Linked DNA regions of Homo sapiens: region 1 is linked to region 2. Evidence: chromatin loops called from intact Hi-C (ENCODE). Cell type or tissue: PC-3. All regions are shown on one strand. Links, peaks and the distances in the headings refer to the core of each region. The heading gives the core; the rest is flanking DNA.

Region 1 (4,396 bases), core at 236-4,235, 100 kb before region 2:
AAAGAAGGCAGCTCTATAACACAAAAGAGTGCAAGTTAAAGCAGCATTTGCTAATGTAGAAGCAGCAACACGTTATCTAGAAGACCTAGCTAAGATCATTGATGGAAGTGGCTACACTAAGCAAGATGTTCACTGTAGATGAAACAGCCTTCTATTTGAAGAAGATGCCACCTAGGACTTTCATAGTTAGAGAGAAGTCAGTGCCTAGCTTCAGAGCTTCAAAGGACAAGCCAACTGTCTTGTTAGGGATTAATGCAACTGGTGACTTTCAGTTGGAGCCAGTGATCATTTACTCTTCCAAAAATCTTAGGGCCCTTATAAATTATCCTGAATCTACCCTGGCTGTGCTCTATAAATATAGCAGCAAAGCTTGGATGACAGCATATCTGTTTACAGCATGGTTTACTGAATATTCTAAGCCCACTATTGAAAGCTACTACTCAGAGAAAAAGATTATTTTCTTTTTTGAGACGGAGTCTTGCTCTGTCGCCCAGGCTGGAGTGCAGTGGCGCAATCTCGGCTCACTGCAAGCTCCACCTCCCAGGTTCATGCCATTCTCCTGCCTCAGCCTCCTGAGTAGCTGGGACTACAGGCGTCCGCCACCATGCCCAGCTTATTTTTTGTATTTTTTTTAGTAGAGACGGGATTTCACCGTGTTAGCCAGGAGGGCCTCGATCTCCTGACCTCGTGGTCCGCCCGCCTCGGCCTCCCAAAGTGCTGGGATTACAGGCATGAGCCACCGTGCCCGGCCTGAAAAAGATTATTTTCAAACAATTACTGCTCATTGACAATGTACCTGGTCACCCAAGAGTTCTGATTGAGAGGTTTAAGATTAGTATTATTTTCATGCCTGCTAAAACAACATCTATTCTGTAACCCATGGATCAAGGAGTAATTTTGACTTTCAAGTCTTACCATTTAAGACTCTTTTTAAGGCTATTGCTATCATAGATAGTGATTCCTCTGATAGATCTGGGCAAAGACATTGAAAACCTTCTGGAAAAGGAGTCATCATTCTAGATGCCATTAAGAACATTTGTGATTCATGGGAGGAATCAAAATTTCAACATTTACAGGAGTTTGGAAGAAGTTGATTCCAAGCCTCATGGATGACTTTTGAGGGGTTCAAGACTTCAGTGGAAGAAGTCACTGTGGATGTGGAAAGAGCAAGAGAACTAGAATTAGAAGTGGAGCCTGAAGATGTGACCGATAAATGTCATGATAAAACTTGAATGAATAAGTGTTGCTTCTTATGGATGAGCAAAGAAAGTGGTTTTTTGAGATGCTATCTACTCCTGCTAAAGATGCTATGAACATTGTTGAAATCTCACAACAAAAGATTTAGAATATTGCATAAACTTAGTTGATAAGTTAGTGGCACAGTTTGACTCAGATTTTGAAAGAAGTTATGTTGTGGGTGAAATGCTGTCAAACAGCATCACATGGCCAGGCACAGTGGCTCACGCCTGTAATCCCAGCACTTTGGGAGGCCGAGGCGGGCGGATCACGTGAGGTCAGGAGTTTGAGACCAGCCTGGCCAACATAGTGAAACCCTGTCTTTACTGAAAATACAAAAATTAGCCAGGCGTGGTGGTGTACACCTGTAGTCCCAGCTACTTGGGAGGCTGAGGCAGGAGAATCGCTTGAACCTGGGAGGTGGAGGTCTCAGTTAGCTGAGATCATACCCCTGCACTGTAGCCTAGGCAACAGGGCAAGACTCTGTCTCAAAAAAACCAATATCTTTTGTGAAAGGAAGAGCAGGTCAATGTGGCATGCTTCAGTGTTGTCTTATTTTAAGAAATTGCCCCAGCCATCCCAACCTTCAGCAGCCACCACCACCCTGATCAGTTGGCAACCATCAATATTGAGGCAAGAGCCTCTACCAATAAAATGATTGACTCACTGAAGGCTCAGATGATCATTGGCATTTTTTAACAATAAAGTGTTTAAAATTAAGTCACACATTTTTTTCTTAGACATAATGCTGTTATTGCACACAACAACAATATAGTGTCAACTTTTTTTTTTTTATTTGAGACAGAGTCTCACTCTGTCACCCAGGCTGGAGTGCAGTGGTGCGATCTCGGCTTACTGCAGCCTCCACCTCCTGGGTTCAAGCGATTCTTCTGCCTCAGCCTCCCGAGTAGCTGGGACTAAAGGTGCGTGCCACCACGCCCAGCTAATTTTTGTATTTTTAGTAGAGATGGGATTTCACCATATTGGCCAGGCTGGTCTTGAACTCCTGACCTCGTGATCCGCCCGCCTCGGCCTCCCAAAGTGCTGGAATTACAGGTTTGAGCCACTACGCCTGGCCACTTTTTTTTTTTTTTTGAGACAGTGTCTCGCTGTCACCCAGGCTGGAGTGTAGTGGCACAATCATGGCTCACTGTAGCTGTCAGTTGACTTCCTGGGCTCATGCAGTCCTCCCACTTCAGCCTCCCAATGTGCTGGTATTACAGGCATGAGCCACCACACCCAGCCTTAAACATAATTTTTATATGCACTGGGACACCAAAAACTTGTGCAGCTTGCTTTATTATGACATTCACTTTATTGCAGTGGTCTGGCACTGATCCTGCAATGTCTCTGAGGTGTGCCTATATTTTAAATTCCCAGTCCAGTAGCTGTAACATCTTTGCCATATCTCAGTCTGGTTCTGATGTTTGTTCTGTGTCTTCAAGCTGTGTTTTTTTGCCTTTATACCTTGTAATTTTTTGTTGAAAGCCAAAGATGATGTTCTGGGTAAGAGGAGCTGTGATAAGTAGGCTGTTGGAAATGGGGGAGGTGTGGGCAGGGAAAGCCCTCTATAGCTCTGTGAGTAGTTCTCAGTCTTTTTTGAGCCTGTGCTCTGGGCTGTGGACTAAAAGTGCTTCTCAGTTTTCTCTCCGGTCAGCTGGGACAGGATGGCTAGAGGGTGTGAAGTTAGGTATTTCTCTTCCCCCAGGTGAGTTAGGCTCTGATTAAATCCCAATAGGTTAGGCTCTGATAAAAATAACTTCTCCTGAGGGCAGGTGTTACTAAGAACACAATGCTGTGTTTTATTTTAAGATGGTTCCTTTTCCCCTCCTCCATCTGGAATCAAGAGGGGAGTTTTCTTTGATATTCACTGTGAGAACCTGGTCCAACTTCTGGAGGTGAACCTTGTGGAGTGGAGTTTTTATCCTTAGACTTGTCCGCATTGAGCCTTCAGCAATTTTCAGTTCTTCAGGGCTTTCCCGCCTTGATGCTGGTTCCCACAGAGGCTCTGCTCCCGTGTGCTGTGATTCTCTTTCTCTCCAAATTTGAGGGCAGTGGTTTGCCTTGTTATCTCATGTCTTTTACGGATCTACAAGAGTTCTTGATTTTTCACTTTGTTCAGTGGTTTACTTGTTAGGCTGGAGGAATGACTTCTAAGCTTCTTGCCTGCCAGAGTGGAAATCAGAAGTCCTTGGATATGCTGCTGTGATCTAGGAAATTCCCCATTATTGCTTCTTTAAATATGTTCCTCCTTTATCTTTTCCTCTTCTGCACTCTGAATATGGATGTTAACACCATTACTTCTTTTTTTTTTTTTTGTCTTTTCTTTTGCTTTTTAAACAAAATCCTTAACCAGTCCCTGACATCATTTGTTGAGTGCTTTATTTCAGTGATCATGTGTTTAATATCTGGTAATGAATAAGAGATGCTTCATAATTACTCATTCCTGCTTCCAGGCTCCTCCATTACCTTGGAGGCTATTTCTTATGCTTTTTCTTCCTTAACAGCTTTATTAACATACAGTTCATATACCTTACAATTCACCTATTTAAAGTGTACAGTTGACGGGTTCCTAATATATTCACAAAGTTGAACCATAATCAATTTTAGAACATTTTGTTAACCCACAAAGAATCCCTGAACCCTTTAGCTGTTACTACCCAAAACTCCCTATTCCTACTGCCCATGAATTGACTTTCTGCCTCTGTAGATTTATGTACTCTGGACATTTCACATAAATGGAGTCATATAATATGTGGCCTTTGGTGAACACTTTCTTTCACTTAGCATAATGTTTTCAAGATTCATCCATATTGTAACATATATTAGTATTCCTAAATATGGCTTAATATTCCATTGTATGGATAGACCACATTTGGTTTATCCATTCATCAGTTGATGGACTTTTGGGTTGTTTCTACCTTTTGACTATGAACATAAATACTGCTTTGAACATATGTATACAAGTTTTTGTGTGGACACACATTTTTATTTCTCTGAGTGTAGATCTAGGAGTGGAATTGCTTTGTCAAATGTAACTCTGTGTTTAACTTTTTGAAGGATTGCTAGACTGTCTTCCAAAGTGGCTGTGCCGTTTTACATTCCCACCAAGCAGGGTATGAAGATTCTGATTTCTCCACACATCCTTGCCATATTGTTG
Region 2 (4,396 bases), core at 268-4,267:
ACAAGACAAAGTACACCAGAGCAGATATCACTACAAACAATCAGAGCCTTGGCTGCTGTAATTGTCACGGCTCCATAATACCATCCTTTTCTAAGAAGTTGAGATCATTTGCAGTTGTGACTTCATTTAGCCATACAACAAGCCTATCCATAGGTGGGCTATTATCATTCCCACTATGCCTCATGCAATGAGGACTGCCTCAAGGTTACCTGGGAAATTGGCCATAAAGACGAGACTGGAAACTTAGTTTTCATTAAGTTTTCACTTTCATTTTTGACCAATTACAGCTTGCCACCACTGGCAAGGCTCACAAGACATTTGGAAAAATGCCATCCAAATGTGAAAATGGCAATATTAAGCCTTCGGTGCTTGAAACACTCTCCAAAAGAAGATTGTCTTATATCACTAAAGAAACTGTAGAACATCTCTGGCTAACACACATGCCAAAAGCCCTGAGGTCTTTCACGTGTCATACCATGAAAATAAAATTTTAAAAAAAGATAAGAAGAAGTAGTAAAAATGAGGAGATAAAATCAGAAACATTCCTTTTCAACAAAACAGTGCAGGTAAGGGTGAGAGCAGTTCCTTCTGGAGCCCTCTAGTAAGAGGTGTTATAATACACATGAGAGGAAATCAAAGAAAGGGAAGACATACGTTGAAATGATTTGCCTTATTAAGACATCTAATTTTAATCTCCAGTTAACTGCAATCTTCTTCATATTGAGTGTACTTTTCAGTGACAATCAAGCAATCTGAAGCAGCTGGAGTTCTTCTTGGTCAACGCATGGACCTCCAACCTTTCAGGCATTCATGATCCCACATGATTGACAGAAGTCTCCACTCTTGAGCTAAAAACATGTCAGCCTGTTGTAATATGAAGCTTCTTTCCTAAGTCAGAAAAGTTAATGACAAATGTAATCAAAACACAGTTTTAAAATAAAATTGAAAGCATCTCTCTACAGCATTGATTTTAGAGTTTGGTTTCTACCTGGCCCAGTAATGCAACGCTTTCCTAGCAGACACCTCAAGACTTCAGGGCATCTTGGGAAGTGGGATGGAGCCCTAGACCTGGCTTTGAGGGCTGGCGCTGTGCAATCACCTGGGTGACCTCACACAAACCCCAGTCCCTATGTCTAGAACCTTCATCACAAAGGAATGGGCCAAACCAGAAGACTTCTGAGGCCCCTTTCTTGAACTTTCACCTGCTTATAAGTGAATTTGCTTGATTAGACTAGACATCATATTGAGAAGCCAGAATAGAGAAAAAGGAAAAAAAAATAGACTAGAGAACATCACTGCACACTTTTTTGGCCACACCTGGAGCCAGCTTGTGTCCCCCTTTGTGACATGTGCCTCTGCATCAGCAGAGAATATCTGATTGAACTTTGCACGCCAACAGAATGTTAAAGGCCTTTTTACACTTACTACATTGCCTTGTGATTATTTTTTTCTACCTCGTCATTTCCCCAATGAGACTATGAGCATCTTGGGTCCAGGAACAGGGTCCCTCCCCTTTGAATCCCAGGGGTTCAGCTGAGCAGGACACTGTAAACCCCTGATAAATGGCTGTTAGCTGTCTACATACATTATAGCATGTTGTCACACTAATATAACAGAATGTATTTATAAATATATAAATATATTTCTTATATAAATGAATATATTTATAATTAATATATATTTTGTTTTTAAAATTAATCTAATTAGTCATAATCCAAGATAACCTTCCTGTTTCTTAAAAAAAAAAAAAGACACAGTCCTGAAAAAAATCTGTTCCCTGGCAAAAAAACCCCACAAACTTGCACATCAATTAATTATTTTTCTTCTTATTTTTCTTTTCCTGCTTCTACCCCTGCATCAATAAATTTAAGCAGGCAAGATAATGAAACCCATTCATCTTATATTTTCAGTAGAATGTTGAACTCTACGGAACTCAAAATATATAAGCAAGACTGAATTCACTTTTTTTTTTTTTTTTTTTTTTTTTGAGACAGAGTCTTGCTCTGTCACCCAGGCTGGAGTGCAGTGGCGCAATCTCGGCTCACCGCAAATTCCACCTCCCAGGTTCAAGCAGTTCTCCTGCCTCAGCCTCCTGAGTAGCTAGGATTACAGGCATGTGCCACCATGCCCAGCTAGTATTTTAGTTATTATTTTTAGTAGAGATAGGGTTTCACCATGTTGGCCAGGCTGGTCTCGAACTCCTGACCTCAGGTGATCTACCCTCCTCGGCATCCCAAAGTGCTGGGATTACAGGTGTGAGCCACCATGCCCAGCCTGAATTCATTTTTGTAACAATTTTGAACAATAAGAAGTTGGAAGATGATAAAAAACCTAATCATTTAAATATCTGATCCTTGCTGGAACCCATAAATCAATTCTAGAACTCTGGACTTTCAATTCACTGAATTAGTAATTTCTTTCTTAGTGTCTGTCTTTTTAAAGATGATCACTTTATAGTCAATAATAGCACAGATCCTTTTATTTCATTTTGTAAAGGCCCAGTTTCATTAGAAGCACAGAATGTCATGTGTACAAAAGAAGAAAACATTCTGATGAAAATTTTTATTTTTAACAATCTGTTTTCCAGCTGTCCAAACAACTAGTGGCCACCAGGGCACCCGCAGTCTCCTCCCTTGTGTCCCTGAAGCTCATCAAGAGTTGCTCAACAGCCCGCAGAACCACGTGCCTGTCTCATTGTCCTTATCTTCCCATTTCAAGGTTTGAACCAACCCTTGAGTACAGTCCTTACCGAGTCAGCCCTGAGTGCCTTAGGGAAAGAAGTGAGACCGGGCATATCCCCTGGGAGGGGAAACATGTTGCAGCACATCATGACAAAAATATCAAGACAGAAGTTTATAAAATGTGCTAGGAAAATCGAAGGAAGAGGGTGGGGGTGGGAAAACTTCAGAGAAGCAGCGACAACTTGTGCTGGACCTGAAGGATGAATAAGAGCTGCCAGAGGGGACGGGCGCGGTGGCTCACATCTGTAATCTCAGCATTATGGGAGGCTGAGGTGGGAGGAATGCTTGAGCCCAGCAGGTTGAGACTGCAGTGAGCCACGACTGAGCTACTGTACTCCATCCTGGCCAAAAGAGAGAGCCCTGTGTCATAAATAAATGAATAAATAAATAAATTTTTAAAAAAATGTTTGCCAGAGGAAGAACGTGGTGGTATTCAATCCATGAAGTACAGGAGGCTTGATGCCCATCATTTTGAGGGAATTCTAAAATTTTAAGTAGTGAAAAGTGGCAGGGAATACCGTGGGATAGGGAGGAGAAACAGAAAGGAGAGCAGTGAATAGTGGTTAAAACTAGTGGCAGGTTGGGGTAGACTGGAACAGAGTGGAGATTTGATCCTGAAGGCAGTAGGAAGCCACTAGAGGTTTATAAGCAGTGCGGGTAAATGGTCCCAGTTCTGTTCAGATAACAGGGGAGCAGAAAATTGAAAAGAGGTGAGGAGACTTGGGAATGGCTAAAACACTAGCTGAGAAGCCACTGCATTAGTCCCAGGGAGAAATGACGAGGGCCCAAGACTTCATCCAATGCTGAGGCAATGGGAACAGAGAGATCCCGACAGATGTCCACATGCAGAGCACGCAGCAGGTGGTGGAGACTGATGTGTGTCAGGTGAAGGGAAAGGAACTCTAAGAAGGTACTTAATCATTTGTGAAACTGAGAGAAGAGTCAGGAAGTCAATGGAGATGTGGGGACTACAGGAGGAGAAAGAGGTTTGGGAGGGAAAGGACGGGATGAGTTTGAGGCATGCTCAGCTTAAAGTGCCTAATGGTCAGTCTAGCAGAGATGTCTGCCTAGCATTAGAGAATGGATCTGGAGCTCCAGAAAACTGATATGGGATGGATCTTGTATTCTCTCACACAAGAAGACAAAGTTCAATTTTGATTCAAGAGATCACAGAACCATTGTAATTGCAAAACAATGGAGCAATACTCCTTCTATTGATGGATAAAAGCAGGAAAGCTAATCTGGCAGCTGAAAAAGATGGCCCAGTGCCAGGTCAGACTGAGACATTTTTTGGTTTTGTTTTAGGGGTTCTTTGTGTTTTGGAGGGAATTGCAATTTTATTTCCTTGTTTGTTGTGGTCATCTAGATATTAACTGTCTCCTCCCCCTCCCAAGGATGTACTCAATTCCTAGGATCTGGTATAGACTTACTAATCACTGGTATGCATCTTTTTGTCTGCCTGGAGGCGACAAGATTGTGTTTTGTCACACTGGTTACAAGGCGAAAGGGTAAAAAGAAGGCAATTAAAAATAAAGTTATAATATAAATTGTACTGCTTCTCTCTTTGAAGGACTTCATTAGACCTATTAGGAGAGCTGTTTGATATGGTTGAGCAGGGTGTGCACTGAATATTTGTAGAAATGAATATTTATTAT

The links. Peaks named below come from ENCODE experiments on the same cell type or tissue, not always from the same donor. Only the 100,000 strongest peaks of a DNase experiment are listed, where the experiment ranks them.
Region 1: it touches region 2 in a loop (2.9-fold over the local background); 3 of 110 quality-filtered maps call a loop at or near these places.

The regions. Positions count from the first base shown.
Region 1 is chr20:18,170,086-18,174,481 of GRCh38, forward strand. The region is part of intron 7 of KAT14 (lysine acetyltransferase 14); the gene reads left to right. Among named protein-coding and RNA genes, the nearest start is that of PET117, 34 kb to the left of the region's middle. In PC-3, for the core only: no CTCF peak of the experiment used is centred there; no DNase peak of the experiment used is centred there; H3K27ac peaks cover 463 bases.
Region 2 is chr20:18,269,969-18,274,364 of GRCh38, forward strand. LOC124904876 (a long non-coding RNA gene) reads left to right here. Exons shown (of 3, transcript XR_007067544.1): 2 at 2,588-2,718. It overlaps LOC105372551 (a long non-coding RNA gene), which reads right to left and starts at 1,193. Exons shown (of 2, transcript XR_937302.3): 1 at 989-1,193; 2 at 662-888. In PC-3, for the core only: a CTCF peak has its summit at 2,622; no DNase peak of the experiment used is centred there.